Linked DNA regions of Homo sapiens: region 1 is linked to region 2. Evidence: chromatin loops called from intact Hi-C (ENCODE). Cell type or tissue: A673. All regions are shown on one strand. Links, peaks and the distances in the headings refer to the core of each region. The heading gives the core; the rest is flanking DNA. Region 1 overlaps TRPC4 (transient receptor potential cation channel subfamily C member 4). Region 2 overlaps LINC00437 (long intergenic non-protein coding RNA 437).

Region 1 (16,278 bases), core at 2,673-10,672, 750 kb after region 2:
ACTAGACTAATGTTATTCCTTCCTGCATTTAAATAATTTTAATAAGATATAAAATTACAGCTTCTGTTTTTTCTTCCCTATTTTTAAAGCAATACCTCTTTATATTATTGCCTCCAAATTTACTGTTATGAGGTATGATGTTAACCTGATTCTTTATATATTGAACTCACCAAATATGTCACCATACAAACTCCTACTAAAGCAAAGCTAAGTTCAATAGAACTTGCAACGGTAAAGAAGAGTGTCACCTGGACTGAATTTTACCATGTCACCAAAGGGGGGAGGATAATATACCGAGTTTTCTGGCCTGTGCTCAGTTGGTTTCAGGTTGATCTTTCAAGGCGGGAAAATGATTAGGATGAGGCAATTTTTGTGACCTAATAGTTTATGATTGGTGGATTTAGCAAAAAGAGACTTCTGAAGAGAGTCCTGATAAGTAACCTTATTTAATAAGGGAGCTGCTTGCCCAGGTAGGCAAATATTATCTCAGCTAAACAGACATGCAGAAATTTATTGATGTAAATAGTGATTATTTATATGCAAATAGTGGTTATTGGTTTACAATCTTATCTTTTCTGAGCAAAACTTTTAGGGAATAAACAACTAATTAATGTTGACATAGCTATTAATAAGTTGTGTGGTTGCAGTCTCATGGGGGATGTGCTATTTTCCCTCCTCCTTTAGAATATTTTCTGTCCCTAAGGGAGTTATTCTTACATGTCCAGTGTGACACTGTGAATTCTTTCTGATGTCTTATGCATCTTTTTATAACTATTAAAGTTGTTGGTCATTACTAATAAAAATAGTCCTTATACTCTATTATTTCATTTTTACTTTCTGCAACTACTATTTTATAGATATTGGCCCTTGTGTTTCTATTCTCTATTTCTATTAACTTTTATATTTTACAAACTGAGAGAGTTTCATGACCAGTTCACTGGTTAATTCTAGTGTTGTTCTACCAGCATCTGTGATTATTCTTAATGTTTTCTTATTCCTAAGTTTTTCTCCTATCCCTTTTTATAATTTTGTAGAGATTAATATGCATGTTTTATTCTCCTGTTATCTGGTACACTAATTCTACTTCTTCTGTTATAAGATACTCAAATTGCTTTCTAAGATGTCTTAATTTTTTCCCTCTGTGTTTATATTCCCCTGTAAACATCAGCAAATTACTAAAGTCTTGTGCCATTCTGAAGATTTTAGGAAGTAAAGATGAGAAACATGTTTCTGAGCCATGAGCTAGCCATGTGTTGATTTATACATTACAGTTATATTTCCTCATACAGCTGCCAAAAGCTTAGTAGTAAAGATGTGCAGAAAAGAAAAACAGGCAAAAAAAAAAAAGAAATAAAGTATTTTGCACAGGTGATTTGATAGCTTAACAGCTATTGACTGGAATTGCTAAAACAATTTTAGGCAAGTGGTTAAGACAATTTGACCCTATTTATTTAATCTAAAATGGCAGAGTAAAACTCTAAGAGTATAATCATTAATTCCTTGATTCACCTACAAATTTTGAATGCTGATGCAGAACTGTTTACTTCACAATCTCTTATATACACACCAGTAAGAAATGTTCTAAATCTAAGAGATCCACAGGGTTTATAAAGATGCATAAAAAAGGCTACATAACTGTGCATTGAGAGGAAGAAAAGAAACATCATCAGGGGCTATGATGCTTCAGAAAGATTTTAAAACCCGGCAGGAGTTGCTAAGTGCCCAAGGGAAGGAAAAGCACTCAGACTGTAAAGAGCAGTATAAGAGGCTTAGAGTTACAGTAGCCAAGTAGTTTGGTATTTTGGGCAGTGTAAAATAAACTTGCCTGGGACAGTCTTGGAAGCCAGATCATGGAGTAATCAGTATTCCATAATAAGTTTGTGTTTTACCTGTGAATGGTTATCAGCCTTTTAGAGACTATCAGTAAGAAAGTGATTTGATGAGATTTGCGTCTTAGAAAGATTAGGTATGTGGCACTGGGGAGGATAAACAGGAAGTATGCATGACTAAAATCAGTAACATCGTTTGGAAAGATATTGCTGTAGCTCGTGTAAAAGATGATGAACATCAACATTTTAGTGAGGGAATGCTACTGAGCCGTTGAAATCTTCCCAGTAAGACATAGAAATGATTGTTAATATTATTTAACTATAGTTAATTTACATTTAAATAGGCACATGTGACTAATGGCTACCATCTTGGATAGCAGAAGTCCAGATCTTAAGGGAGATGTGTGGTCTGGCAACGTAGATTTTATAGGATATTTTAAAACATATGTATGTTTTTCAGGGAACATTTTAAACAGCAAGTGATGATAAGAATAGGGAGAGTGATAGATAAAGGAAAGAGCCACAAGCAGGACCCTGGTCATATCAATATTTCAGCTTTAGACTGAAGAAAAGGAGTCTGTGGAAACCACTGAGAGAAGGGTCATGTTGAGGTAGGAGGTGGAGCATTAGGGAAGACTGGCAGGGAGCCCAAGGCAGGACCAGTTTCATTTCAGCAGGCTTGTCACCAGAACCTACTGAAAACTCGTAAGACTTGAAAAGAGCCAAATGTATTTGGCAACTAGGAGGACATGATTAAGAAAAATAAAATTTATCCATGATGAGGATAAACACCATGTTAGAGAGAATAAATGAGTAAATGGAAGATGAGCTTAAAGTTTATAAAATACAGAAAATCTGAGCTAGGACAGAAAGAATTACCAAAGATAATTACAATTTAAAAATAACAATGAGAATTAAGTAGATTTGTGACATGAAGGGAAGAAGGTTTGCAGAAAGGCTTTAGGTATGAAAGAGAGTGAAGGTTGGTATGAAATATTAGAGAAATGGGAATGGATGAAAGCTCAGACAGCAAGATTAGTAGCTAGAATGAGGAAAGAACATCTTTTCTTTTGAAATCAGAGGGAAAGAGTAATAGATTGATGCGTATTTTCTAACTCTCAGGGTGGAGTTTCAAACTTTGACTATTACACATTATTTTCTAAAAGATATGTTTTCTCAATCCCATGAGGTAAAAATCCAGCACAATAACATTGTTTGCCCTGCCTATACCATTCCCCTCGATATGTGTGTTTTAAAAATGGGAATATACCATTGCAAAGAAGATGAGAAAATAAAATTAAAAGGAAATTAAAATGGAGATAGCGCTTAGTTTTTTATGTGGTACTTGTTCAATCTAAGGGGCTTGAATTTTGAAAATAAGTATAATCTTGATTTCCATCTTTAAAATCCTAGGATAAAATGTCAAAATATTTTAGTAAAGTAGTTTTTGTTGTTGTTGTTGAGTAATGTAATCTTATCTTCATGGTTTACAGAAATGTCCCTACAACTTCTCAAAGAAATTTAGTAGTTCATTGCACTTTGACATCATGAAAACAAGAGAAAATTCATGTTAATTTTTGACTGGACTAAGTCACAAAACAGTTCAGTCATATGCAATATTTTTTATGTAACACTTGCAGCTACTGAAACGTATGTATTGTTTCTTGCCTAAGGAAATTAGAAAAAGATCTGGAATTCAGAGTGATAGCAAAAATCAGACCATTATGCTTTTATGTGGAGTATATGTTATGTGAAAGATTATTGAGATAATATATTAGAACAATATCAAGAAAAAATTCTAATCGGATTGCGTGTGAATGCACTATTTGGGGAAAAGTTATTTCATATTAGATTCCAGACAAAGTACAAATGCAACTTACATATGTGTGATAGTATCTTAATAACAAATAGGAGTTGTTTCTTACTGTGTCATGAGATTACATCCGTAAACATGTATCTTTTCACAGTCAACTAGGGAAGAAAATAAAATGTTGTTCAGGGAAATTCATTTCCTCTTTAGTAATACATACTAAAGAATGGAGATCTCTCTATATTAAATATTCCTTTCCTTTGTGTTCCTTGGAACTCAAATTCACTGTTCTTTCCACTATATAACTAAACTTATCCTTTAGGCAATATGCCTTCAGATACATATAAATATCTAAAATTTTTGGTTGTATATCTTTATGTTGCTTAGAAAACTGTAGTTTTCATACTTAGTGACGATTTTAATTTCTCTTTGGATCAATGTCAAGTTGTAGCTCTCTCTACCTTCTTGTTTCTTTTTAATCCTCAACACATTTAGGGGAAATAATTTTTATTTTTCATAAAAAATAACATCTCAGAAGTTGAATTATTTCCCCATCACTCCTCATCTCTTCCAAATCTTCTAAATATAATTTGACCAATCAGTCATTCCACTTCTGGTGTTATACAGGAGACATTGAAATGAAAGCATTCTTAAAATTCTGCAGTCTCATGGGGGAAGAAATCATTTCCCCTCCAAAGTTTATTCTAAAAGTGGAGGACCAGGAGCAATGTTTTATTTTGACATTATAGGTCAACATATTTGCAATACTGGGTCTCCTGTTCTTTAATAGCCTTTCTATCCAGTAGCAATTCCATAGATGATAAGTGTGTCAGCTCAGAGATTTCATCAGCCTTATCAGTGCCTGCTACTTGCTATTGCATTTATGTAGCACAGTTTTAAAATGTTAAACTTTATTGTTTTTGTCCTCCAGTTAGTATCCCCGCATCTCAAGTAATCAAGGACAAGCCCATGTGCTGAAAAATTATATGATCTTCCTTACTCCCTTATGTTAAGGTTTTAGCCATCAAAGTTGTTCTCTCTCTCTCTCTTTCTTCTCTACGTGTGTGTGTGTGTGTGTGTGTGTGTGTGTGTGTGTGTGTGTGTCTTTCTCCCTGTGAGTGTTTTTAGATTCCATTGTAAATATTTAAATTTTATTTATTAAATCTATTTACATTTTAAACATATTTAAAATCTGTCTAGACTTCCTAACATAAATTCTTATATACTTATTTCAAATCCAAGAGATTGAAAGAGGTCATAAAAGTTAACAAAAGATCTTTCTCAGCACCAATGCTTTCATTCTTAACTTCTCAGCCATTCCTTGGTAAGTGTTGATTTCATCACTTTGTGGATAGAGAAATAGATTACCTAATGCAAATATCCCTTACCTCCTCCATCTCTTAATTACAGTGCTGACTAAAATATGTCTCTTTTTTTGTGTAGTGTAACTCTTTTTAAAATGAACTTCTGTGGTTTACATTTGTGGAAGTTATCTGGATTAAATGAAATAGATATTAGTAAGCTTAATTTATTTTTATCTTCCCTCTTCCTCAAAGTTCTCCAGTAGCTTCTGTTTTGTCCACTAATCCCTATTGTCACTGACGTTCTGTACTTTGACAATGAGAAATAAAATGCTGTTCTCTACCTAATTCTTTATTTGATAGTATTATTAATAAAATTAACTAAATGAAAAAATAAAATAAATTAGTTTTTTCATTCTCTATCGTGAGTCTTAACCTTGATTGAATCATAATTCACCTGCAGAACTGATGTGTGCATGCATGTGTGTAAGTGCGTGTGTATTTTCATTTTAGCCTGTATTTTGGGTGAGCTACATTCAAACACCAGTCTCAAGCTAAAAATATTATTGGTAGGAAAACTTAAATTCAACTCTAAAATAAAAATTCATGTATTTTTCCAAGAATCATGGATAAGAAAGAACTGAGATAATAAAGGGTATGCATAATGCTGAAATTGAATATAAATACCAGTCATTATTATTATGAAACTTTTGGATGTCAGTCCTGATAAAATTACACTGTGAAGGTCATGGCATTGATCCCACACACTGTTATAGACTCTGACCTGGGAATGAGAAAAAAGGTGCCAAGGAAGGGAGTGTCAACCACCTTTCCAAGGCCAACATTGAATTGGCATCACTGATGCAAAAAATGGGGGCAATCAGGATCAGATAACTACAATGACATAGATAGAATCATAATCATCTTGCTTTAACTCAAGTTTTAGTGATATTGGGGGAATATTAAATTCTCCTTGATATTCTATAATATAAATGCTATTCCTGTTATTCTAGAGTGAGTTAAAGCATCCCCACAATACTAAAGTTATAATCAGCCCTCAAGCAAGTAAGTAATTTGCACGTCTAAAATTAATACATATTGAACACTCACTTTTTGCTTAGTCTGTGAAGGTAGCTTTACAAAATACTATGTTTAATATGCCAGAGAGATACCAGTTGTGAAATAATAGTTTTTCATATTAGCTCTTAAACACCTAGATACTTTAGAAATCATGATGAATTATCTGGATGTCAAAGGGTAAAAATTAATTCCTTGATAATTAAAATAATAAATTGAGGTAATATGCAAACAATGTAAAATTTCCCAAAATAAAAATATTATTAAATATAATCATATTTGTTAATGTAATTTATGTTTAATCTATGGTTAAAACATTATACAAATCAAATTCATTTACTCATAAAATGATTAGGGTTGAAAAGATCATTTAAAAAGAATATGCATGTTTAAGTACCTAGAACACCCTATTCATTTTAATTTTGCAGAGCAAACATATCCAAATAAATATGTGAGTTCAATTTCAATAACATAGAAAAGTAAAATAGGTTAGATAATAAGTATGCAAGAGGAACTAACAGCAACAAAGAAATCATACTCAAGATGTAATACTTTTTTTCTATGAATCTCTATCACTAGGACGATACCAGATCAATATAGCTTCCAGTACCTTTGTGAATTTATTGTAAGATGAGCTTTCATTTACTTGAATTAATTTTCTCATATTCAACTATATCCTTACTTTAACTTCTAAATAAAAAAATTATAATGAATACATTCCTGCCTTGTGGTTTATTGTTATTTTTTAAAGGCAGTAGAATGAAGAAAATAACATTTTTATAATAAATTCTCTCTCCATTTAATCCTTTCCAAATCTTCTTCTGGAAATTGAATTGCTTAGACTCATCTTGATGATTAATATTCTCAGTACATGTCTTTCCCCCTCAATGAACTCACAGAGAGAAAAAAATATAATTATGTTCATTGGGCTCAGTATATTTTATTGACATTAATGTTGTTAATTTACATTAACTTTGATGTCACTACTTACTAGCATTAAGTATAGAGGGCAGGGCACAGTGGCTCATGCCTGTAATTCCGGCACTTTGGGAGGCCAAGGCAGGTGGATCTCTTGAGCCCAGGAGTTCGAGACCAGCCTGGGCAACATGGCAAAACCCTGTCTCTACCAAAAAAAACAAAACAAAACAAAACAAAACAAAAAACAAATATATGACAAATTAACAATATTTTGCAAACATAATGGTATTACATAATCTCAATAGCGTTTCCACAATTAGAAAAATTGACAATGAATTATATATTTGAATATCCTTGGTCTAGTTTTGAGATCTCAAAAATATGGCCTCTGATACTCAAAGTGATTGAAAACTATATATAATTACGATAAACTTTGTAAATAATTTCCAAAACTATAAATGCATTCTCTGATAAAATTCACTTTCAGAGTAACTTTTTAAATAGTTTACCAAATGTTAATCTCTTTTTATTTATTTTAAAAGAAAACTTTGTTTCCACATAATTGAACAACTATTTAGTATTTATATTGTTGAAGAAAAAAAAAAACCTTAACTCTTAATAGTTACTAATAATGGTATTGTTGTTATTGATATCACTGTGAGTTGGAGAAGTATGATGCTTAACAATTTTAAAAGCATATTAACACTAATCTTTGTGTTTTTTGTTTCTACTTTCAGAGACGAAGAAATAGCATGGCATGAAACATGGCTCAGTTCTATTACAAAAGAAATGTTAATGCTCCCTATAGAGACCGCATCCCTCTAAGGATAGTAAGAGCAGAATCAGAACTCTCGCCATCAGAAAAAGCCTACTTGAATGCTGTGGAAAAGGGAGATTATGCCAGTGTCAAGAAATCCCTAGAGGAAGCTGAAATTTATTTTAAAATCAATATTAATTGCATTGATCCTCTCGGAAGAACTGCTCTCCTCATTGCAATTGAAAATGAGAACTTGGAGCTCATCGAACTACTCTTAAGCTTTAATGTCTATGTTGGAGATGCTCTATTACATGCTATCAGAAAAGAAGTCGTCGGAGCTGTTGAGCTGTTATTGAACCACAAAAAACCTAGTGGAGAAAAACAGGTACCTGCAAAAATACAGTTTTTAATTTATTTTACCTGCAGAAGGTTTTTTGTTTTTTCTTTTCTTTCTTTTTTTTTTTTTAGATTTTCAAATGCCCTGAAAATTTAAGAAATATAAGCTTCAAAATCTGAACTATATTATAACAGAAAACTACTATTAGGTACACCCTTCATGTCCTATGATAGTTACGTCCACTTGCATTTCCTGCCCTGGAAAATCATAAGTAATTGTGAAAGCTAAAGCAAAATAAAGTAATTTAAGTAGACTGCTCATAAATTGGAAACATTTCTATGTAATGCTCAACATAGGTTGCTCGTAACTTTATGTGTATGTGTGGGTGTTTTTCCTCTTGCCTTTCATTTTCTTAATTCTACCTTATCAGAGGGTGAATTATTTTGTTATTTTCCTATTTAACCTGCTTGCCTGTTCTGGGCTTCTGCAGCTTACTGCAAAAGTGAGTTGCACCATCTAATTTTGATATTATCCTTTAACAAACTCTAGTAGATTCTTTTAAATTGAGACTTAAAGAAAGAAACAAAAAGGATTACTATGAGATAGCTGAACTCTGACTGTGGGCTTAACTACATCAACTTTACTGATGGTGCAAATGTAGCTATACCTTATAGGTATCAACAGAAAATAAACTAAAATGGCACACAATTATAAATACAATGTGTGTTTTTCTCTTTCTCTCTGTCTTTTTCCACTAAGGAAGTGGAGACATCATAGACAGGAATGAATAAGGAGTCTGTTTTTGTCTGTCTGGACTCTTCCCTTTGTAACTGCCTTGTGTCTGAATTATCTATTTGATCCTTTTTCCTTTCACACTGTACTCGTCACTTCCTTGCATCAAGGCTAATTGACTAACTGCAAAGACACTGCAGATTCTGCAGCGGTTCAAAAATCTGTCTTTTAAAGTAAAATCTTATAAAATGGATGTTATTTTAGCTCTAGCAAATTCTAGCCTATTTGATAATATACACATCTCGGTCTCTGCAAACGCTAGACTGTTAGGAGGTGTGACATTTTTTTTACAAGCAAGCTCTCTTTGCTTTCCTAGAGGACTTTTATCAGAATCTTTGCCATTATTAGGAAAAGAACTTTATAGCTGAGTGTCCCTGTCTGCTGGGAAAAGCCTGTGTTTTTATGGTCCCTTTTTTATGTTTCATCCCCATTCAACCCTTCCCCTTACTTGAACTAAGACTTTGATAAAACAGCACTCCACAGCAACAATACTTTTCTGCTTGTTGCTTTGCTGGCATTTTGTTGTTTCTTTCATAAACGGTTGTTTGTGGATTACTCTCATTATATTGGTAAAAGTTTACTGCTACAAAAATTTGCTTGTTTCTTGTATTCTTTCAAACGTGAACAAGCCTTGATTGGGGTAGACAACTAATAGTAATATCCAAAGACACATTTCATGTTATATACCAGTCTTTCACCACTAAGGAGATACAGAACACAGACAGGAATGAGTAAGAGTCTGTTTTTAATCTGTGTAAGTTTAGGTGCTACTACTTAAGTCTCCTTGTGGTACTGAAATTCTTTCCACAGCTGTACCTCTCAAGTATTTGCATTTTCTAATAGCAATGATATTATATTGTACACTCTCTTATTTTATGTCTATATAGGCAACCATAAGACAGATGTTTTGGCTGTGATGTAAATCATTTTAGATTGCAGCAAGACTATAGAATGAAACTGCCATGGAACATGTTTTTGATGTTTATTACTAAAGAACCTTCTTAGTTCTATTTTCTAGAGAACACTGGCCATAAATTTCAGTGTCTCTTTAGTCAATGACATTTGTACTGACCAGAATAATTTTGTGTCTGGAGAAGATGTCTGCTATTATGAGAGTGTTTGTTGGAAGATGTTCAACTTCTGAACTAAACTCTAGCCTCACAAGTAGGTCCTGGCTCCTTATAGGCATTTGATCTGGATCCTGATTATTAATAAAAGGCAGTCAAGGTTTGCCATCTGCCAGGAGTCTGAAATTTCCCAGGCCATGTGTTTCTGGAAGATTTCTCTTATATCAGTCTGCTGGCCAAGAATTCCTTTTCTATTTGTACATTCTAGAATTCCTCTTCAGTGAAGGCACCGAGAATAAACAAAAATTGTATTATTTTGTTTGAACTTTATAATTTTGAAAGAGTAATTTCAATCTCCCTCAGAATTCTTGGTATCTTGCACAATGAAAACTGAAGTTTCAGCAACATGAAACGTGCATAGCACACAAAGATGGCCTCAGTGCTTGGGCCGTATCAAATCCCATTAGAGCCTGGCTGTTTATTTGTGATTTTCTTTGGTAATTCATTTCCTAAGGAAGGTCAACATCTTTTGGAATGACAGTTTTCATAAATCACTGTGTTGTAAGTAGCAAATATGTCCTTGATAGGACTTTTTTCTCTCATAAGGTGTAATTCCTCATTCTTGTGATCATTGAAAGCCATTTGTGTTTTATTTTAATTCACCTAATTTTCATACTCATGGTATGCCCAAAGATTCTGGGACACGTCATCATTCATTTTATTGAGGTCATTGAGGCCAAATGATAAAACCTGAAAACAACAATATCCAACTGAACAAAATAAATGTAACATCCTAAAATGAGTTAAGAAAGAGGTTCTAATAAAAAGAAAAAAAATCCAAATCTGATTTTTAGAACACTTAGTAGTTTTTAAATGTGAGAAATGCATATTCAAAATATACTCTTTCAGAAATTTGTCACATATTAACTTATTTCTCTGGAAAAAGAAAGATTTCATAGTCATCCTCAGGTCATGGGAGCTGTGAGATTTCAGATGAATTTGTCTACACTTAAAGGCTTTCACAGGGGAACAATTTCCAGATGCCTGCTCTGCCAGGCCTCGTCCTGGGCCCTGAGGAGGAGACACCGTTCCTTTTCTCGAGAGTCCTAAGGTCCGATTGTGAATACAGAAAAGAAAAGTATCATGGGAATATGAATAAAGGCTGTCAGAACTGAAGAGATGAAAATGAATCCTCAGAAAATGATGAAGTTAAATCATCTGGATTTGGCAAACACAAAATGTTAGTGGGTAGAGGGCTGGAGAAGGGCTTGAAGGAAAAAGGGGAAGAATGTTGATAGGTTTATACCTTGAAAAAATTAACACCATTAACTGAGATAAAGCCTATAAGAAAAGACTTATGAGACCAAATTGGACATGCGTAGTTTTTTGATTTGTTAGTATTAATACCTAGGAGTTAGTTAGAAATGTTGGATTTAAGAATGGGGTCTGGGATTGTTATGTAGATGATAAGGAGGACATTGAAGCAAATAAAATCACCTTATCTTCCTGCAGTTCTGACATTGGTTTTCTTTTTGACCTTATACATGTTTTACAGATTTGTGATTTTTAGTATATTAAATGATTTTCTCAATGCAGCATGTAATGAAAAGATGCAGGTCTTTCCAGATAAATAGATGGGTATAGATCATTAAATATTTTCTTTCATATTTAAGGTAGTCCTTCATAAATCAGGGTATTGAATTTAGTTGGGTTTTTTTTTTTAATGAGAAGAGTAATAGCTTATTTCTTTCCCATAGGAGACAGCACAGAGAGCCTCTGATTCTCTACACTAAGCAGGAATCATTGCACTGATAGTCTCTGATGAATTTACTGAACTTGGCTTTAACCTTCTTGATACCTTATTTCTCTAGAGGGAATAACTGAGAATGACTTCTTAACCCTCATTTCAGTCCATTGATTGGTAACTTGACTTTTCATTATTTTTAGCAGAGCTTAGATGTCTTCTAAGTCCAGATTTAATTTCAGTTTCAGCTGCTTCAGTAAATGTTTATCAGAAGCAGACCTTGCTTTTCAATTTTTTTGTTAGATCAGTGGTTGTCAATCTTTAGCATCGTCACTGGAAAGGCTTGTTACAACACAGACTACTAGGACCTACCTGCAGAGGTTCTGACACAGCAGGTCTGAAGTGAGGCCTTGGGATTTGTATTTCTAGTGAGTACCCCAGGTAATGCTAATGCTGCCAGTCTAGCAACAGTGCTTTGAGAACCACTGATTCAGAGGATGTTGCAGGTTGTAGAGAACCTACAGCTGTATATTTTATGTTAGATGTCTCATACTATACTATGCTAACCTGGTTTTCAGGAAATTTTGACTCATTCCCTTAAGTACTAGCTGTTAAGTGGTATTTAATATATGAGAGTTTCCCAATTTCAGTAACATCCTTATTATGTATTCCCACTTTGGAAAAAAAGACTTTGCTATACATTATAAACAGTGAAGATTCCAGAGTGATTAGCTGAAGAAATTTTGGTTTTAAAGTTCTACTAAAAATAATGCAGGGTATTTTATAATTGGGAGGATTCTTGGAGATCAACCTAATCAATCACCTCATTTTACAAAGGAGGGACAGGAAAGGGGACTCAATTGTGCAGTGGGTTGGCCAGACTGAAAAGACCTATAAATTAATAGCTAGCAACCAACCTTGATATAGTCTGGATAATAATAAAAATTGTATGACAAAAAATAACAACAATATTAATACTAGATGATATTCACTGAGTTTGTCACCATGCCAGTAACTGTGATTAGAATTTTACTTGTTTTATCTCACTTAATCTTTATATTATCCTATGAAAGTAGGTCCTATTGCTATCTCCACTTACAAATGGGGAAATGAAAGTATTAAAAGGCTTAAGTGACGTAATAATATGTCCCAGATCACAAAGCAAGGAAATACCAGTGCTGGAACTCAAGAGTCTCTGAAGACATATGCTGGTCTGGCTTTAGCCACTGCATCGATTTGAATGGGTGTCATTTAAATCATTAATTACTTATTTGAATTCAGGATATGAATTAGACAAATTTTAAGAAGTCTCTGGATGTACACATTCAGACTGTCTCTATCATGAATATTATAATGCCATTTATAATTTTGTTGCCCAATAAATATTAATTGTGACCCCAGACACTCCTTACCATGGTGTTGCACTAAGAAATAACAAAGTCATTAGAAGCTGTGAAGTGCTGGGAAAGAGCACAGAGTGAAGTGAAGTGACAGCAATGCTGGCTTCCAGTCCAGTTCACCACTTACTAATTGGACAAGTGTCTGAATCTCTCTGAGCCTTGGTTTTTTCTTGGCTGTTAATCAGGCCTGTGGTCTGAATCTTACCTACTTCTCAAAGTCTAGTGATGTTCAAATTCTGTAAAAGTGTTTTTATAAGGTATCATGTAATAATAGTGTTGGCATTATTACTGTGTTATGCCATTATCTCTGTCTTCCTATTGACAAACAAATGTACAAATAACACAAATATGTGAAAAGATTAAGCATCAGCAATTTACCCTCTAGAGTTCAAGACCTCTTTTTTCATTTGAAAAATGCCACCATTGTTGATATGGTGTGGCTCTGTGTCCCCACCCAAATCTCATGTTGAATTTAATCCCCAATATTAGAGGTGGGAGCTGGTGAAAAGTGATTGAATCATGGGGTGATTTCTAATGGTTTAGTACCATCTCCCTAGTGCTGTCCTGTGATAGACTTCTCACAAGATCTGGTTGTTTGAAAGTGTGTAGTAGCTCCCCCTTCACTCTCTTTCTCTCTCCCGCTGCCGTGTGAAGACATGCTTGCTTCCCCTTCACTCTTCTGCCATGATTGTAAGTTTTCTGAGCCCTCCCAGCCATGCCTCCTGTATAGCCTGTGGAACTGTGAGTCAATTAAACCTCTCTTCCTTATAAATTACCCAGTCTCAGGTAGTTCTTTATATCAATGTGAGAATGGACTAATACAATTGGAAACAGAAACCCAATTCAGGGAGAGCAAAAGAAAGTATATTTCAGTTTACTTATTTTCTTTCCACCTCAGTGCATATAGGAGATTTTTTTTGACATATGTAGTTTCAGTAGATTTGTTAATACAATTGTGTCTTTAGAAACATTGCCTGTTATGTGATCAGAAAATCAAACAGTCTGAAGTAAGATATTGGTACTAGCATGTTAATGCAAATATATAACCCAAAATATACACTGCTGAATAAAAATATAGAAGATTCTTAGTCGATATGGATTCCAGTAAATATATTACTGTCTACTGGACATAGAAATATGTTCTTTAGACAAATCTAAATTTTTTGGAATGAATCCACTTACTGGCTGTTTCAAGATTCAGTTACCCTGAAAAACTTCACTTTTAACTCTTGTATTCATTGGGTTTTCCACATTGGGCTTTGGAACAAGTCTGCAATCGCATGAACTTTATATGGTAATTATTAAATGACATTGTATACCAAGACAGTCTATAAACTAACTCATAGAGCCACCCTCTAAAGAATGAAAACATTTTAACTTCTTTGTGGTTAACCCAATTGAAATTACTCCTTTCTATTTGTTTTTATTATACCCTGTTTGAGGTCAAATCCTGGATATTGACAGTAAGTGAGCCTCAAGTGAGCCTCAATATATGTGTAACCATAACTTAGGTAACATCAAAATTCAGAGAGAGAGAGAGCTAAAGAGAGCAAAAGAATAAGAGTTATAGTATAGTATTAAAGACGCTCATTTCTCCCCATAAAATACTTATCCCATATTGAGACATAGCTAGATGAGTTATCAATTATGTTTCTTTATATATCGATTTATCAATAGGAAAGTTTCTTAGACTATTTTCTTATTCTGCCGTTAAGATTAAAAAGCTGAAAAGGATCCCCAAATTTGATATTTTCAATGTAGTCAATATAAACAAATACTTTGAATGTCTAAAAATTAAATTGAATCTTATTAGTCCACAGCAGGGAGTTTAAAGGCTGTTACAGAATAGAGCATAGATTGTGTTTAGTCAGCTGGCAAATGGCAGTCATAAGAGACCTGAAAAATTCTCTCCTGAAAGAAAGAATTCTTAAAAGATGGATCATGCTGCACTATTAGTATGATAAAGTGGTTTAAGCTACTTGGCTATTCTGACTCATATATTAATACATCATTTAACCTCCTTAGTCTCATTGACATGGTTTTTGTCTTGAAGACCAGCAAATTATAGGTAAATAATCGCTTTGAAACATGTTCTGTTGCTTTTTCCTCTCAGCACAACATACTATAAAAGCAAAAATATTAGATATATTTGGAACACACAGGAGTGAAAGGCATTTACCACTCTCAAAAAAAAAATCAGATAACACAAAACAAAAAAGCCACAAGTAATAAAACAAACCTCTAAGTGTTTAGGGATTTTTATTCCACAATATGAAAATACAGGATGAGGCTCTTCTTCTCTATGTTTAGGTAGAGAAACTGAGTCATGTAGTCTCTTTAGGTTGGCAGGAGTGAGAGAGAGAGAAAATGTTTAGAGAGAGAGTTTAGAGAGAGAAATATTTAGATATTAATCTTGTCTTATAATCTCAGAAAAATTATTTAGTCCTTTGAGCCTTGACTTTATCATCATGGATGCTGGGCTAATACCTAGGTGATGGGGTGATCTGTGTAGCAAACCACCGTGACACACGTTTACCTGTGTAACAAACCTGCACATGTACCCTTTAACTTAAAAGTTGGAAATTAAAAAAAAACAAATAAATAAAATAAATAGCAAAAAAATCTAAACAAAAGAAAAAGAAGGGGATTACGGCTGCCAGTCACCAGGTTCTATGCCTAGCATTGAAAGAGCATGGTAAATAGAAAACTCTGATACCATTTGAAAGTGATTATATTCTTACCCTAAAGCACTTTATATTATTATATTTGATTAAATTAATAATGCATGTGTGCATTGAAGAGGCTAAATATTCCTCAAAGCAAATACCCTGTGAAGTTTTAGTGCTAGTATAAAGAATGAGTTTACATTAAAATAAGAAAGAGACAAATGAATCTTTCATACGTGGGTTTTGTCGAAAAGATTTTGTGGGGTCATTTTATTAGAGCCCTCTAATCCATTATTAACATGATTAAATCTAAAGTTAATAGCATTATGTTTCAGTGAGCAGTATATTAATTGAATTTCATTAACCATAATACTGAAATATTAATCATTTAGGAATAATAGTAAGTCATATAAACACTGTAATTACTTGAATACATAACATGTTAATATAATTGGGAATTATGAAAATACATATTATGATTAGAAGGCTCAGTAACTGTTTTCAACATACCCTTTCTTTCTGCCTGCTATATTCACTTATTCCCTGATTACAGGCAAAATGAGTATCATTTTGTTATCAA
Region 2 (16,278 bases), core at 2,758-10,757:
ATATCAAGAGCTAGTCTCACCTTCTCAAGAAAGTTATCTTTGCTTATGTTCATGTGGCTTTATATGGTTTCCCTATCACTAGACTTCCATAAACCTCTTAATTTCATCTCTTAATTGCACAGTACTTGTCTTGTTGCCCCACTTTGATTGCAAATTTAATGAAGCAAAAATCAGATTTCAAATTTTTCTGGTTCCTTTGCAATATAAAACAGTGTTTCTGTACAAGAAATATCTTGGTATGTCCTTGTGTGTGAATAGAGCAACATTCACTGCTCTTTCTTCTGAATTTCTGTAATATTTTACATTAACAGCATCTTATTCTCAGAGTCAAGCCCTTGAACAAAGATACTTACATATGCCTCAGCCTTCTGCATGCAACTTGAGTTTTTTCAGTCATTGCCATCATTCTTTAGGTATCTACTCTGTATTATGCAGTGTGCTAAAGCCACTGGAGAAAACAAAATATGTAAAATTCTGTCATTAAGGAACTCACAGTCTAGTGACCTTCTGGGGACCTAAGACCTTCACATGAGGTGGGATTGGGGCTGCAGCAGTCTCGGGGAATTCATAGAAGAGATCCACTGATCTTGCTCAGCATGGGAAGGACAGAATGGTTGATCTGGGTATTAAAACAGGAGCAAGCCTTTGCCAGTAGAAAAGGCACTCTGGGGAAGCCTATTTAAGTAGCAGTAGTAGCTCATGCAAACTCTCATATATATATATATATATATATATATATGAAATAAAGCATGGTGTGTTTAGAGAACAACAAGCAGTAGGATGAGAAGAGAGGATAGTAGTGAAAGAAAAAGTTGAAGAGGTCAGTTGAGGCTGGGCACAATGGCTCAAGCCTGTAACCCCAGGATTTTGGGAGGGCGAAGCTCAAGAATCGCTTGAACCCAAGAGTTTGAGAACAACCTGGGCAACATAGTGAGACCCTGTCTTTAGAAAAAATAAAAAATTAGCCAGGCATGGCGGCACATGCCTGTAGTCCTAGCTACTCAAAAGGCTGAGGCATGAGGGTGCTTGAATCCAGGAGTTCGAGGCTACAGTGAGCTGTTATTGCACCACTAATACTCAGCCTGAGAAACAGCATGAGACCCTGTCAAAAAAAGAAGGAAGGAAGGAAGGAAGGAAGGAAGGAAGGAAGGAAGGTAGGTGGGTGGGTGGGTTAGAATCAGAAATATTGATCACTGATGAGGATATTCTGATCAAGGCATTCTCCAATTTGGCTATATATTATTGCTTGGAAAACTAAAAATTATATATAGACCTAGGCTTACAACTCAGACCTGGCAGGTGATCAGAATCATCAAGGGTGGAACAAAGAGTAAATGGTGCCATAGTATCATAACATTTTTCAGGAGATTGATAGACATTTAAATGACTGTCTTCCTTCTTCTAAGTATTTTGACATTGAACAATTTTAATTTCCAATGTCCTTACCCAATTCCCTTCTTAAAATGTCATCTTTATGCATATATTTATAATACATCTATATAATGTAAAATATATGATGATGATACATATTTTTGAGCACTTAATACATGATACTTTACAAATATTACCTGTTTCCATACATCACCTCTATAATCATACTAATGATACAAATGATTATTGGAGCACTGAGAGGTTAATTAACCCGAGCTCGGATTTGAACCCAACCACCCTGACTGAATAGCCCATGTGGTAAACCACTATTCCATACAGCCACCCTGCCAAGTGCGGAGCAGGTGTTGTCACCACGCCAGGCTGTGGACAGATGTTCCAAGTTGTAACCACCCGTGGGGTATTCAAGCCTAGGGAGGTCATCTGAAATAACACAAAGGGAGAGGGACAAAAAGCAAAAACACACACAAAAAAGAAGTCGCTTTTAGCTCTATGTACTCTTCCATTTGAATAAGCGACTCCTAACCATTTCTTTGTGCTGAATCTGATAGAAAGCTGAGTACACATAAAAAAATCCCTATCTCAGAATGGGAGACTTTGACACCAGATAGGGAATCTCCAAGTCAGGTGCTAGACAGCGGTGCTGCAGAATTCAGCCTCAGGACTTTCTGAGCAGGTTTTCACTGAGGGTTTGTCAATAAAATGTTTGCTGATTCAACTTGTATGGGAGCACTTCATGTTTGAGAATATTTCTATATCACATCTCTAAATCACTACTTGCACCTGTGACATTTTTCCCTTTGCTAATCAAGAGGTGTCAGTTTATGGAACAGCCAGATACAGCCATTTCTAAAAGCAAATGCATTTCTATTATATTTTTGTTTCTTATAGTTTCTTTTTGCTCATTGTTTTTTCTGATTTGACTATCAAATATTATTCATTACATATAGCAGTTTAATTTGTTGACATGGGTGAGAAAAGTTAAAACATTGCTTGCAAAATGGGAATTGATTTATCAGTAGAATTTGAAGTTCAGAAAGAGAGATGAGTCAACATTTTTCTTTGGTTGTTTATTTTTAAGATAATGCATTCAATGGTTATAAGTAAACTCAGAAAGAAGCACACTATATTAAATGGGTATTTTAAAAATATTTTAGAATTTTGGCTCAGATATGTAAATGGATGAGGAAAAGTATTTTTACTTTGAAATATTCTAAAATTAACATTCTGATATGCTGTTTTAGATGAATTACTAAAAGAAATATAAAACTTAAAAAGCGTATTTTAATGTGTTATTAAAGTCAAATGATGATAATAGTAGGAAAGAAAATTTCACTCGTAACTTATGTTTAGTATTTTTATATTAAAATTTACCTTCTTATGACCAAGATGAAGTACAATAAAATACTCAATATAGTTAACAAATCAATGATAGGAAACTGGCAATTTTATTCATCCAAGTAGTAGTCTTTAACTTACAGAAATTATAATTTAACAAAAGCTGACAACACATTGATTTAATTTATATTTTTATTTTAATGTATTATGTTAAAATATAATTTAGTTTTTTAGAAAGAACAGGGTTTACTGAATGGTCGTTACAAACATTCAGTCTGTGAATTTGAATATCTAAAGAGCTAAAAGACAAAGATCAATAGAAGAAGTTTCTAATTTGATAAACTTGAAATTAAAAGAGGATTTTTTAAAATGTAAACAGAATCATTAGAAAGACGCTATGTCTTCTGATTAATATTGCCTCGTTTCTCAGCCTGCTCAGTACTTTTCAATATGGTTTCTTTTCCTCCACAGTAACAAGATGTTTAGCTGGGCACATGGCCACTCAAAATGAAGACTTCATTCTTGGCCTGCCTTGCAGGAAGATATGGCCACGTGACTGAGATCTGGCCTATGGAATGTGAATAGAAATATATTGCACCTCCCCCTTTCTTCTTCTTCTGATCATTTTATCCAGTTTCTTGGAACTTGGATCGGCTGCTGAAACTCCATCTCATATTATGAGGGGAAAGGCCATAGTCCACTAGAGTTACTGGTATAGGAAGCTGGAAAAAGCCTGTGTCCCCAAGGAATTTTTTGAGCAACGCTATCATGTCACTCCTGGATTGACTGCCTACAAGACATTTTTAAATGTGAGATAAATAAACCTTCATATTTTTAATCAACTATTTTTTTCTTCTTTTACTTGAAGCAGTATTTTATTCTAACTAAAACAAATTAAGAACTAAAATTTAGTAAACCTAAGGTATTTCATTGCATCAAAAAACTTATGAAATAATTTAACACTGTAATTATCGAACATAAATAGATAAGCTAACAAAAGGATATGTAGGATGACAAAATGAACTCATCCAGCAGTTTCAAAAATCATGTCAGTCTTTAATTTTTTAAATTTGAACTATGCTATACATAGAATATAATATACATAATTGCACATGTACAATTTTTAAAAATTAGGATGAAATGAGCACCTATATGACCACTGCTAAAATTAACAAATAAAGCACCCACTCTCAGTATCTTTAGAGCCTTCTGTGTACTCCTCACTAATACATCCCTCTCCTTGGTCTATATCCCAAATGTAACTGCTTCCCCAGCTTTGTGTTAATCAATCACATATTCTGCAATGTATTTTTATCTGCAAGTAACATCAGAAAAGTTTGTTTAGAATTCGTTGTTTTTTAGCATGACATAAATTGAGTCATATCAGTGCTTTAATTTTAATATTGAACGAGAAAAAATACAACATTGACTAATTCAAGTTTGATATTCCCACGGAATGTTTGGGCACCATAGACCCACCAAAAGTTTTCCCAAGAATGAATGAGTCTTAAGATTCCTTAAGATCCCAGTTGCAACATTCTTCAAATAATAGTTATTGATTAGTGTAAACAACTCCTCATCTGCACTCTGAATTATAAGGGATTTTGATTTGAACCATTTCGATTGAGCCTATATAAATTTGCTGTAAATCATGAGAGTATGCTCTAAAGATATTTCATCATAGCTTATATATCATTTTTTTCTTTGTCAGAATTGAAGGCAAGGCTGAATAATTATAATCATGTTTATATTTAAATCCAGAAATATTACTTTCTCTATCATTATGAAACTAGTGGTTTAACATGTTTATTAATGATTTCACCCAAAAGACACTTCAAAACAGACATTATTGCTACTTGTTTAGTTTTAATCTTCCAAGATAATGACATATATGTTCTGCCATAATTTTTGTCTAATTTTTGTACCCATTTGTATCTTTCTTAATTGCCTAATTAAAAGAGTGTAACGCAGGTTTTATAAGTTGAATTATTGCTGAGATACCTTATGCTTACAATATTATGTGTGTGTGTATGAATTTCTAATCTGTGTCAGGTCATAATCATTTCAGTTTCAATGAGTTAGGAGTGACAGCTGCTTAGGAAACAACTTGTTTCTATTAAAGCTAGCATATTTGTCATTAGAGTAAGGATCTCTTTGGCAGTTTATTTTGTATTGTTAATAATTATCATTATTTTGACTATAGGGCATTTAATTTCCACATTTAACATTTGGTACTGTTATGTAAGCAACTGACTCATAAAATAAAATCCAAACTGTCAACATTTTTGCAATCATAGGGAGGACAAGTAAGCAAATTAGATGAATACAAGACCTAAATTAAGGGGCATGTGAATCATACAGAATTTATTAATAAGAATGTGGATGAACTATAGCACTTCATTCTATATTGATGCTGAATTAGAGTTCATTTGACTTATGGTAGTTACTAAAATGTCCTTTTTCTTTTTTATTAAAAATGGGGATATCAACCATTTTATTTATTTTAATGTTGTGTATGCCTGGGAGTAAGAAAACATGTATAAAATATGGTACACATGGTGACGACTGAGGGCGGAAGCATGGTTATCACTGTCTGCAACATATCCATTGTTGTCCCAGCAATCTTGATCTGACTGACATATTATAAGAGAATTACTCAAATGGCTACAAGTTACAAACCAATTAGTTTGGGTTATTATAATGAGTCCTCAGCCACAGACAATTAGATGCCCCCTTTTCTGTATAGATCCCTGATATTCTAAAAGCCTGAAAGCTGCTGTGGAGCATTCGCTATCCTTCCCACATTTGAATGAAATAAATTGATCACAGAAATATCCTGTGATGTACCCTAAGAGAAAGAGCCCTCCTATCAGACACCCTGGGTTTTAACCCGAACTCTGTCATTTATTTTAAAAAGCTGTGTAATCTTCAGATATTTGTTTAAGTTCTTCATGCCTCAGTCTTTTCATCAGCAAAGTGGGAAAAAATAGTAATATTTGATAGGGTTGCTGTGTGGACGAAATGAGAAAACACATTCTAAGCCCTTAGAAAAAAGCTTAGCATATTATAAGCACTAAAAAACTCAGTTTTACTATCATCCTAAGTGACATTTACAATTTCTAGATAATTAAATGAGTCTAGAATCGTTTTACTTAAAGTACCAAAGAAAATCACAGGCAGATGTGGGTACAAGTGCCCCAGAGTCCACGGTCTTAAATTGACACCTTCTCTATCTTATTTCTGAGAACAAAATTTTAAATTCCTCAAAATATGCCACAAGAATTATGGCATTGGACATCTAAAAATTGAGCTGTATCCATATTTTGCTCATGTAGGACCAGAAAAACTTTATAAATATTTTGGCTCTAACAATTTTTTCAGAGTGCTGGGGCAGACCTATGTCTTAGCCATTTTTGTACACACGGGATTAGCCCATCTTACAGATAGTGGGCACTCAAAAAATGTTGGTTGAATGGGTAATTTCTTAGTTTTGGTCTGTCTGCTCTGCAAGACGATTCCTGATCTGAAGGCATTTCTCAATCCTCATCCCATTGTCCCGCAATTTATTGGGTCAAGCTCTACGTATGTAGAAAATGGCCATAATTTTTACATTTCTTATTCTCGTCTATATCAAAATCCTGAATTTCTCCATGAATATCATGTAATTTCTGCTTATTCTATAAAGTAAGTATAAAAAAGAATACTTTGTCAATGAAATAAATAGCAGAATTTAATGACATTAAAATGTTGCTTTGGAGACCACATTTATTATCTTATGTGTCCAATAGAGTGTGCTGGTGTACTATATAACAGTAGAGGTTTCGGGCAACGGTGGTGCATTGGATTTATTTCAACTATTTGGTTTGCTTAACACAGTTAAATTAAAGAATGAGACTACATCCCTTAATTAAAACAAAATAAAACAAAATGACAATTTAGTGTACCATGTGAATATTTACAAGAAGAGAAAATGAAAATGATAACTGAATTTTCCTTTTTATATGGGCTCATGATTCAATATCCTACTTCATGGATATAAAATTGTAACACTTCTGGTTTATGCATACTAAAACTGTATACTCTTGCTTAGTTATGTCTAACAATTTAAGCTTTTCCTATTTAAAAAAAGTGCCTTGTATTTTGCATAGGTTATGACTCATAAACTCATCGTATTTCTGTTGATTTTATTCAACAGTAATAAGACCCTTTCCAGGGTTATGATTATAAGAGTATATTAATGCATTTAATCCAGTATTTATTTTTCAAAATTAACCTGAAGTGGCATACAAAACTGTCATTAGCAAGCAAAAAAACAAGATGAACAAAAATCATACTAAAAATACTCCCAATTGATTAATATCTAGTCATATTTTATTTTTCATGGAATAGTTAAGCATTTAGACAAATTCATGCTCCAGTTGCAGTTTAGGAGCAAGTATCTTTGTGATTTCATTTTCCTTGTGTTATGTATGTGTGTATGTGTGTGTGTGTCCCGTGGGAAACTGGCCAAGAACATGGCTAAATAAGAATCCATGTTTATGCTACTTGGGAAACTGGGTAGTCTGGCAGTGTATTGGCATTTTTGATTCTGTACGATATGGCAAGAATTTTCAACTCAGATGCTGTAGTAGACATTTGTCATTTTTTTTTGACTGCTCAGTATTTGCATTCTCTGCCTATATTTGGAATAGTATTAAGAGATCTGAGTCTTAGAGGGAGCAGAATCAACCTTATAGAAACAGAAAATTAGAGATGCTCATTTTTCCATCCTTCTTTGCACTAGGCATGGAAACTCTAATAATCACATTCACCTGTTCCACAAGTGGGATTGGGAGCTCACTGGGGCCAGAGAAGCGTAAAGTCATGAGTCTATGTTACAGTGATAATTCTCAGAGCATTAGGGCCCACAATGCACACTGAAATATTTATGTTTCCTCATCAGATAAATTCTGTGTATGATTTAGGCTTTTGTTCTCAGCTATGTAACATAAAGCATATGTTACGAGGCCTCCTGCTGATTCTGTAAAATGCCGATTTTTTTTCCAACTCACATCAATCAAAGTCAAATTCTGTTGTTATTCAATAACACATAATGGTGAGATATTTGTGATTTTGAGGTTATATTTCTTAGCAAAAGGAATTTAAAGCTTACTATCAACATTACTGTAGAATATAAAATTTTAATGAATTGTGCAAATCAAAGGGGAACAGATCAAACACCAGGTTGGTCAGAAGAGACACAGCTTTGAGCAGCCAGTGGCAAAGCATTGTCATGTGGCAATTAAAGCAGGTGACTAATGCTGGATGGAATCAAAGGATGCAAATCTCTACAGTAGACTCTTAAATTGAACTTTGAGCGAGTTCCTGAGCAGAGTCTGAGGAAAGACCTTGAAATAAAAAAGCAAGAGTCAGCAAAGATAATGTGGGACAAGACTAAGATACGTACAAAATCTTTAGCAGAGCTAATTAGATAAGAAAAAGAGAAATGTAAATAAACATAAAGTATTTTCTTTTCACCTGTTCTTTGATGAGAAAATATAAAATTTTATATCAAAATCTTACAAAATCATATATAATTTTATTGAACTTATTTTAAGTGTAAAATGTAGTTTTCATTAATTTATATTGAATCTATTAATTGAATATCAATTCTATTAACTAATTCTATAACTGATCTCTAACACAGTGAGTCTAAAAGCAAATGAATGAACAAGTCAAAGGAAAGAAAGGAAAAGAAGGAAGGAATGAAGGAAGGAAGAAAGGAAGGAGAGAAGGAGGGAGGGATGGAGGGAAGAAGAAAGGAACAACAATAGCAACTATCATTCTCATGCTTTGTAGATTGTTCAGGAATGAGTGGAAGCCCCTGAGATTTTTCCTCTTTCTTTGGGCAGTGCATACAGCTTTTTGTACACAGTACTTGCCATGAGGTGCAGGAGTGTGGATTTTCTCTTGGAGAATCCTTCTTCCTCTACAATGCAAAGCATTCTGATTGACTCCTCCAAAAGCAGGTTCCAGGTGTTTCCTTAAACACCTCAGTATTATTTTTGAATTGTATAGTGCTTCCGTTTGAGATTTGTGTTCATTGAATCTGATTTGAAAATGAGTATCCTTCTAGCTTCCCAAGAATCTCATTTCCTTTTTTCAATAAATGAAACCTGATTTCAAGGGAGGTGCTTGGGTTCCATGTTGCTCATTGGTTGACTTACTGTAGACACTGGCTTGGTTTTATTTAAGTAACAGTGAAATTTTCCAGCCGTGGCTCCTACCACAGTTATTTGTAGTTATAATATCTCTATATAGGTATTTCCTATCCTGCATTCATTTCTCCCAAGATTATCTGTGGAGTGCTGACATGCAGAAGATAGAATGGACAGGGTTTGCTGAACAACTAAAAAGAATGAGAAAGATTGGGAAATCTTGCATGATTCTAGTTTAGACAACATTCTCTGAGATGAATACATAGAATAAAAGAGTAGGTTTGTTGGGAAAGATGATATGTTCAGTTTTGGATATATTTGGTTTGAGGTGCTTGATGGGGTGTCAATATGAAGAAGCTAACAAGGTATTTGGATGTGAAGCAGTTTATGGTGGAAAGAAGATAGATTGCGAGATCAGGCTGACTGGCATTCAGATATTTGCTTGGCAACTTTCTAGCAGCAGGACTCCAAATGCATAACAAATGTGAGATTTGGTTCTCTCACTGAAGAATGGGAATAATAGTACTTGCAGGTAAATTCCCAGTGTTACTTATCTCTGCTGAGTTCATCTTTTGGTGGCTGAAAACTGATTACATAGACAATGAAAATGGAAGAATGGAAAAATGAGATAAAATGCTCCTTCCTTAGGAGTATCTTGTAAATGCAACTTCTTATTAACTGTTAACTGATTTCATCGTAATTTGGAGTTTCCATTCCCTCTGATGGCGGGGGAGGAAAATCTCAAATAAGCTATTAAAATGTAACAATCTCCTCAAAACTGCCTCCTCATAGTGACTATGAAGTCAATTTGAAGAATTTAAAGTTTAAACTCTCTCTTCTAGCTTTTTTTTTCCCCATTAAAACATTTTTTGCCTCTCCATCCAACTTCCTAAGAGGACATCTGAGTGCGGAGGAACGTGTTATTCTCATCCAAGAGGAGACTGCGGTGAAGGTAAGGGCTCGGGAACTGCTGTGTTCCCTGTTAGCTCTGCCAACAGCAAGTGACATAAAGTTAGGTCTGGAAACCTGAATGAGCAGGGCAGAGTCTCAGCCATCCCACTGCGCTAGTATATCCACTGTTGAATTCTATGTTTGCTGATCATTGCCTTAGGTATGAATTCTAAACTAGTAGTTTCCCCTGTCCAGATCCCTGACTTCTGGGGTCCACAGATGCTCTTATCCACCTGCGCTCTTTTCCAGGACTCATAAAGCCTCCTACATGTCATCCAGAGATTGTAGAAGGGGCTGTGTCTGCTGGGGCACAGTCTCAAGCCCATCTATCGTGTCTTTCTGTCACTTTGTATTTGTGGCAACACATAGTATGCTGAAAAAATAAAGAAATTATAACAAGGGACCAGGTATTATTGGATTTTTCTCCAATTTATTTAGTCCCCTTCTTCCTTTCCCTCTCTCCCCTCTGTCTCTCTACTTCTCTTTCTCTCTCTCTCTTTCTCTCTCTCTCTCTCTCTCTCTCTCACACACACACACACACACACACACACACATACTCAAATGATCCTCTTCTCCACATTCCCACTGTCTGTTTTTTCCATTTTTGCCCCAGTTTAGGGATGAAGGCACTAGATATTTCTTATGACTCAGGTAGCATCTTCACCCACTGTAAGGGCCCACGCAAATCTCCCTCCTCTCCAACAGGAAACCTTCCCATGAAGAAAAACTTGCATGCCTTTCTGGAACCTTCCTTATATCATTATTTTCCCCCACTCTATGGGCTTTTTTATTCTAGAAACTTATCTTTCCCCACCTTCCCTAGGAACATACGTTTCATGGATTTGCCTGATGGTAAGAAAAATTAAAAACATGTATTTCCAAGAGGGAGATGACACTGGAGGATTTTTTAAAATTTATCATCCCTATTAGATAAAATTGGACAAAGTATACACAGGCTGCAGATATAAGAGAGAGATTGCAAAGAGGTTTCAGGTTGCATGCTTGCTTGTGACTGATTTTCTGAACTTCTGTGTGGAGAGGTCTTTGGAGACCACAGCTGACTTGGCAGAAAATGGTTACGATTGATTAGCCATGTCCACTATGAGAGTGGGTGAGACGGGTTGCATCATAGGTTGTACATAATTGCCATCACTGATATAGTAAAAATGTCCTGGAATTTGGGGTCAAATAGATTTGGTTTATATTCTAGCTTTTCAGCTTGTTTTCTGTTAAATGCACTTATATTCTTAGATATTAATTACTTTTTGAAATATATGCGAATTATTTTTAATTTTATATTTTATATACACACACTCTAGAAGCCTTTAAAAAATTACATCTTGGCTTTGTGTATCTCACAGTTTCAAATGAGATATATTTCTTTTAAAAACAAAATAAATTTTGATATATTGATTCAAAGGTATTTTATCTAGTGTCCATTGGAGTCAATTCTATCAGCAAGCTGCTCGTATTTCATAGGAAATTATTGAATTTTATTTCCAAAAAATTCAGGTGATGGTGACAAAAAAGGGACATTTTATGTGCCTACAGTAAAAATTTGTCTTCTGTTTTATTGTGCCCTGGGAAAATATTCCATCAGGACAAAATTTGAAATAACCAATTCATTTGAACAAATAAGATTTATTTTTCCCTCTGGACAATTTCTTGTTATTTGTTTATGTTATTTCTGTACTTTATCTATATTATTATTTATATTAAATAATATATAGATTTTACCTATAAAATGGGAAGTACTGGCTATATTACCTTCACACTCCACTAGTTACTAATATATGACCATGCATCACCAAAACAGATGTTTTGTGTGTTTTACCAATTAAATTATGTCTGGGGCCACATTGTTCATTCCATAGGAAGATTCAAATAATGCCCAACTGGTTTGATTATTTTTGTCAAGAGGAGGACACAAAAGGTGAGCTGGCAGAGAGGCAGGGAGTGGAATGGGTTCCCAGAGGGCGTTAACCATTTATTGCTCTTTTCAACCCTAACTGTGCTGCTGGGACAAGGGAAATAAGGAGAGGGAGATGAGGCCTAGAAAAGTGGCACCTGGGAGCATGAGGAGCTCTCAGATCTGTCAGCGGTATACCTGGGTTTCTAGGAGGACATGGTAGAACAGAAGATGTCTGTGGATTAAGATGTCATGCCAGCACACAGAGAAGACATTCACATGCGGGACATCAGAGGCTTCAAAAGAGCCAACATTTAGGTGCTGGGAGCACAAAAGAGCAAACGGTCTGGACCTGCCTAGGAAGAAGAGGCTCTGACCTTCACCAGAAAGGTCCACAAACTTGCCACTAGCAGAAGGAAAGCAGTCTCTCAGGAGGACTCATCTTTCTCCCAACCACAGGCACTTTTGCCCTAGTGGGCCCCTTTCTCCATGCAAAAATATTAAAAATTATATTTTAGGACTACATTGGTATAAAGGTAGAAATAATCCAGGCTGGACTCATGGTTACCTATTCATTATTCTTATATTGGTTTTACTTCCTATTTTATTTATTTATTCATTTATTTTAAAACATGTTTTGTGGGTCTCTAAAAATATCGTGGGTCCTGGGCCCTGCACTTACTGTATGTATTGGGAAAGTCACTTGCCACCCAGGTAGATAATGTGTACTTGGGACCAGAAAGAAGGAGAGGGGAAATGCCTCTTTAAAAAGGAATTTGTGAGATACAGCTATAAGTTGGACATTTGCTGAGGTCTTAGTAACTAATTAAACTACAAAATGACAGACACAAATTGAGAAAATGAGAATATGACAAAAATATTTTAGGTAAATTTGGGGTTCAGAGTCAAAGGTGGAATATGAAATTTTAAAAATGATTTTCATGTTTGCACATATGCAAGTGGTATTAAATAATATCCGATGAAAAATAAGTAAATATAATTATATTTATGTTTATGCACCTAGTTAACGCAGAACTGAGGATATTTAAGTTATTTTATCTTTGTTCCCTATTATTTATATTCAAAAATTTTAATTAAGTTTTTGGAAAATTTAGAAGATTTTAATAAAGGGGTTTCAACTATATTTATTAACATGACTGAAGTCCAATCGAGTCCAAACTATTGAGTTACATTTGTTCTAGGTAATGTTCTGCATTATCTAGAATACATCATGAGTTATATCACTATTCCGTGAGCAGAATGTTATAAGGTGGAGAAATTATACAACCAAATGGTCAAGTTAGTTTTTGCATCAAACTGCGTATTAAATAATTTGTACCAAAATCTCAATTTTTTGACCTTTGGTTATATATTGCAACAAGGAAAAAGAACGAATTATGTTTACAAAATCCTGAGAGAGCGCTCTGTTCGGGAGAATTATTGTTATTGGTTGTTTAATACTTTTATGACAGAATCGAGAAGGTATTTAAAATGAGGTAATAAATTGTGATCAAATATTATATTTGTTAGTTTTTGATGTGTTAAAACCACTCCAAAACTTAGTGACTTACAATAACTTTTTTTTAGCTCAGACTTTGTAGGGTTGAGCTCAGCTGGGCAGTTAATCTGGTCTGAGACAGCCTGGTCTGATCTTGTCCAAATTACCCATGTTTCTGCAGTCAGCTGATGGGTTGCCTAAGATCAGTGAGTCTATGATGGGCTCATGGCTGGGAAAATTGGAGCCTCTCTTCACAGGGTCTCTCATCTTGTGCAGGCCAGCCGGGGCTTGTTCCCATGACAGTGCAAGGTTCTGAAAGAGTGTGGGTGCATGCAAAGCCTTTGTGTTCTGGGATTGGAACTTGCACACATTGCCTCCTCTACATTCTATTAGCTAAAGCAAGTAACAATGTGATCCCTGATTCAGATTACATTTCATCTCTTGATGGGTGAAGCTACAAAGTGACTTTGCAAAGGGCCATGAATGCAGACAAGAGAATAACAAGCAATCTACCACAGATGTTACCATTAGATTTGCCCGTGACATGGTTAAAATGTAATTGGCTATCCCCATTAGACTTGCCCTTTTTTTCTTCCAGACGATGAAATTACAGGGGTCAATATATCTCTATCTTTTGAAGGAACTGAGTGAAAATACACATAGACCTAGCCACAGGTCTCACAGACCACCAGGGCCATTTGTTTCTCCCAGCAAACTTTGCCAGGTCTTCTGTGCAGGATGACTAGAATGCTTGAAACAACTCCATATTTAGCAAAAGGCTGACTGCAGGGAAAGTAGGATCTGAATAATTTTGGCATTGGCATAAACAGGGAAGGAGGAATTTTTTCTGAAGAAGCAACATCAAAAGATAATAAAGCCCTTTGACCAATATCTAGCACTTAAAGTTTTGAAATTTCTCATTCGTTGTTCTTAAAAGAATCAAAATAAGGTATAACTTTGAGAAGTTATTCATTTCTAAATTTGGCAAGTTTCCAAAGACCTTGACTTAGAAAAATTGTGGCCACTTAGGTTTATTTCTGAACTCCTGTTTTCCTTCAATGTAGACCAAAATGTAAGCTCTTTGAGGGCAATCATGTTGTTTATCAAGTTTATCAGTATTAAGTTTGTCTCTATATTTCAGTTGTCTGGAATAGTGCTCGAGATGACAGGTGCTGAAAAAATAGTTTGTTAAATGCACTGATAATGAAAGGCACTTCTCTTTGCACCTCAGCAAGCTGATATTGTCCATACTTTTATTATATGACAAGATTCAACATCACTCAAATGAAAGTGTAAAGGGCTGCAAAGTAGCGTAAGATACTATCCTTCCTAAGGGTATATTATTTGCCTTGATACTGCAGCATGTTATTTTGTTTCTAGTGAAAAGTATAAAATATTTTAAAATCATAAAGATGCTAAACTTTTAATTATGAGCAAACACTGCATATGTGTGTGTATTTAATATCTGAAAGCATAAGTATAGAATGGTTCCCAAATGTTAAAAGCAGATGGAAGTGGGAAGAGAGAAATTTTGATAATGGTATTGTTTTTCTCCACTCAATAGAAAGATGATTAGAGTTAGGTAAAAATATGTTTTCCAGTTGTCATCTTAAAATAGAGACACAGAACACAAAAGCATAGGTAAGCCTAATTAATTGATAATTTTCTCATGAATTTAAAGCAAAACTCAAGCACAAAATATTTGTATTCTATCTCTGGCATTGCAGTGTTTGCTATTAACTTCATGTGAAAAGCTGCAGAGAGAGATTTGAGATCCTTGTTTGACTGATGAGTTCCTCTTCTGAGTTCTGAAAGACAGGTGACCATTTTCCCCAAATCCATAGATATTTTCAAGCAGAATATAAAACAAGTCAGTGTTCAGATGTTTGGTGCAAGAGGAAATTTACATATTTTTTACTGAGATAAAAACATTTTTATAAAGGCAAATGTTTTGCATTTAATTTTTAAAATCACAGCTGGCTGTCTATGTTACTACAAATCCTTAGTGTCTTTTTCCTTGACCTATCATATGTGCACAGTGATACCCAGATACAGCTACAACTATGTGGAACATGTAGGTTCTACTGTTTGAAGTCAGATTGTTAATTTTTCCAAAATCAAGCCTCTCTTTAATCACTGTTTCTCTTTTGAGTTGTTGTTTTTTAATTATTGTGATTGGTAAGCCCTATTAGTGCTTATTAAGCTAAACGATCTTTCAGCTTTGAAAACATAGCTTTGATTTTTCAAATCATATAGAGAAAAAGATAAACTAAGAGGAATTTGGTAAAATTTATGACAACTTTCAAAACTATTATGGATATTTTTAATGCTCAATTGAAACCACTTGATTTTTTTAAAAGTTTATGTAATTAAATATTGAGATGGAAAAGTGTCAAGCAGCTTTTTGACTAAAGGCATCTTTCTATGACATTAAAGTTTGTAAAAGTAAGTTTCAGATCCAAATAAATCTCATGGTTGACAGATGTTAGGCAGAAAATGCTCACATTTTCTGATTTGGCTGGGAAATTACAGAAGTTCTTTTTTTTTTTTTCCCATTGCACTCAGCTGATATTGCCACTGTCCTAAGAAGTATGCTCAGAGATCCCAGCATCTCATAGCCAAACTATGGGACACAACAGTATACCTGGCCACTGTTTCTTCTTTTTCTCCTGGTCCTTTGCCTCATTCATTTATTCCAAATATTTGTTGAGTTTTAACTATTTGCCAAACACAAGGTATCGTTAAGACTTGGCCAAATTGTCACTTGCTTGGTAAAGTTTTATCTGACCTCCCCAAAAAGAAGTAGGGGAGGAAGGGGGTTGGAAACTAGAGTTTGGGTAGCTGGATTGTGATTTTTAGATGACCTGGAGGACTGTCTACATTGCATTGTGCATCTAGAAATACGTCCTTCCATTGTTTTCCCTTGAAGGCTCATTACTTGAATATAGCATCTCCTTAAGAAAGAAGAGATGCAAAAGAAAGAGGGGTAGAAAAAA

Evidence for each region. Peaks named below come from ENCODE experiments on the same cell type or tissue, not always from the same donor. Only the 100,000 strongest peaks of a DNase experiment are listed, where the experiment ranks them.
Region 1: a loop joins it to region 2, with 2.1 times the contacts of the local background. A loop is called at or near these places in 3 of 110 quality-filtered maps.

Annotation. Positions count from the first base shown.
Region 1 is chr13:37,774,755-37,791,032 of GRCh38, reverse strand. TRPC4 (transient receptor potential cation channel subfamily C member 4) reads left to right here. Exons shown (of 11, transcript NM_016179.4): 2 at 7,673-8,077. The coding sequence starts at 7,700. Among named protein-coding and RNA genes, the nearest start is that of TRPC4, 87 kb to the left of the region's middle. In A673, for the core only: no CTCF peak of the experiment used is centred there; no DNase peak of the experiment used is centred there; H3K27ac peaks cover 1,061 bases.
Region 2 is chr13:38,520,941-38,537,218 of GRCh38, reverse strand. LINC00437 (long intergenic non-protein coding RNA 437) reads left to right here. Exons shown (of 3, transcript NR_126377.1): 3 at 3,199-5,219. Among named protein-coding and RNA genes, the nearest start is that of LINC00366, 39 kb to the left of the region's middle. In A673, for the core only: a CTCF peak has its summit at 6,497; a DNase peak (open chromatin) is centred at 6,518.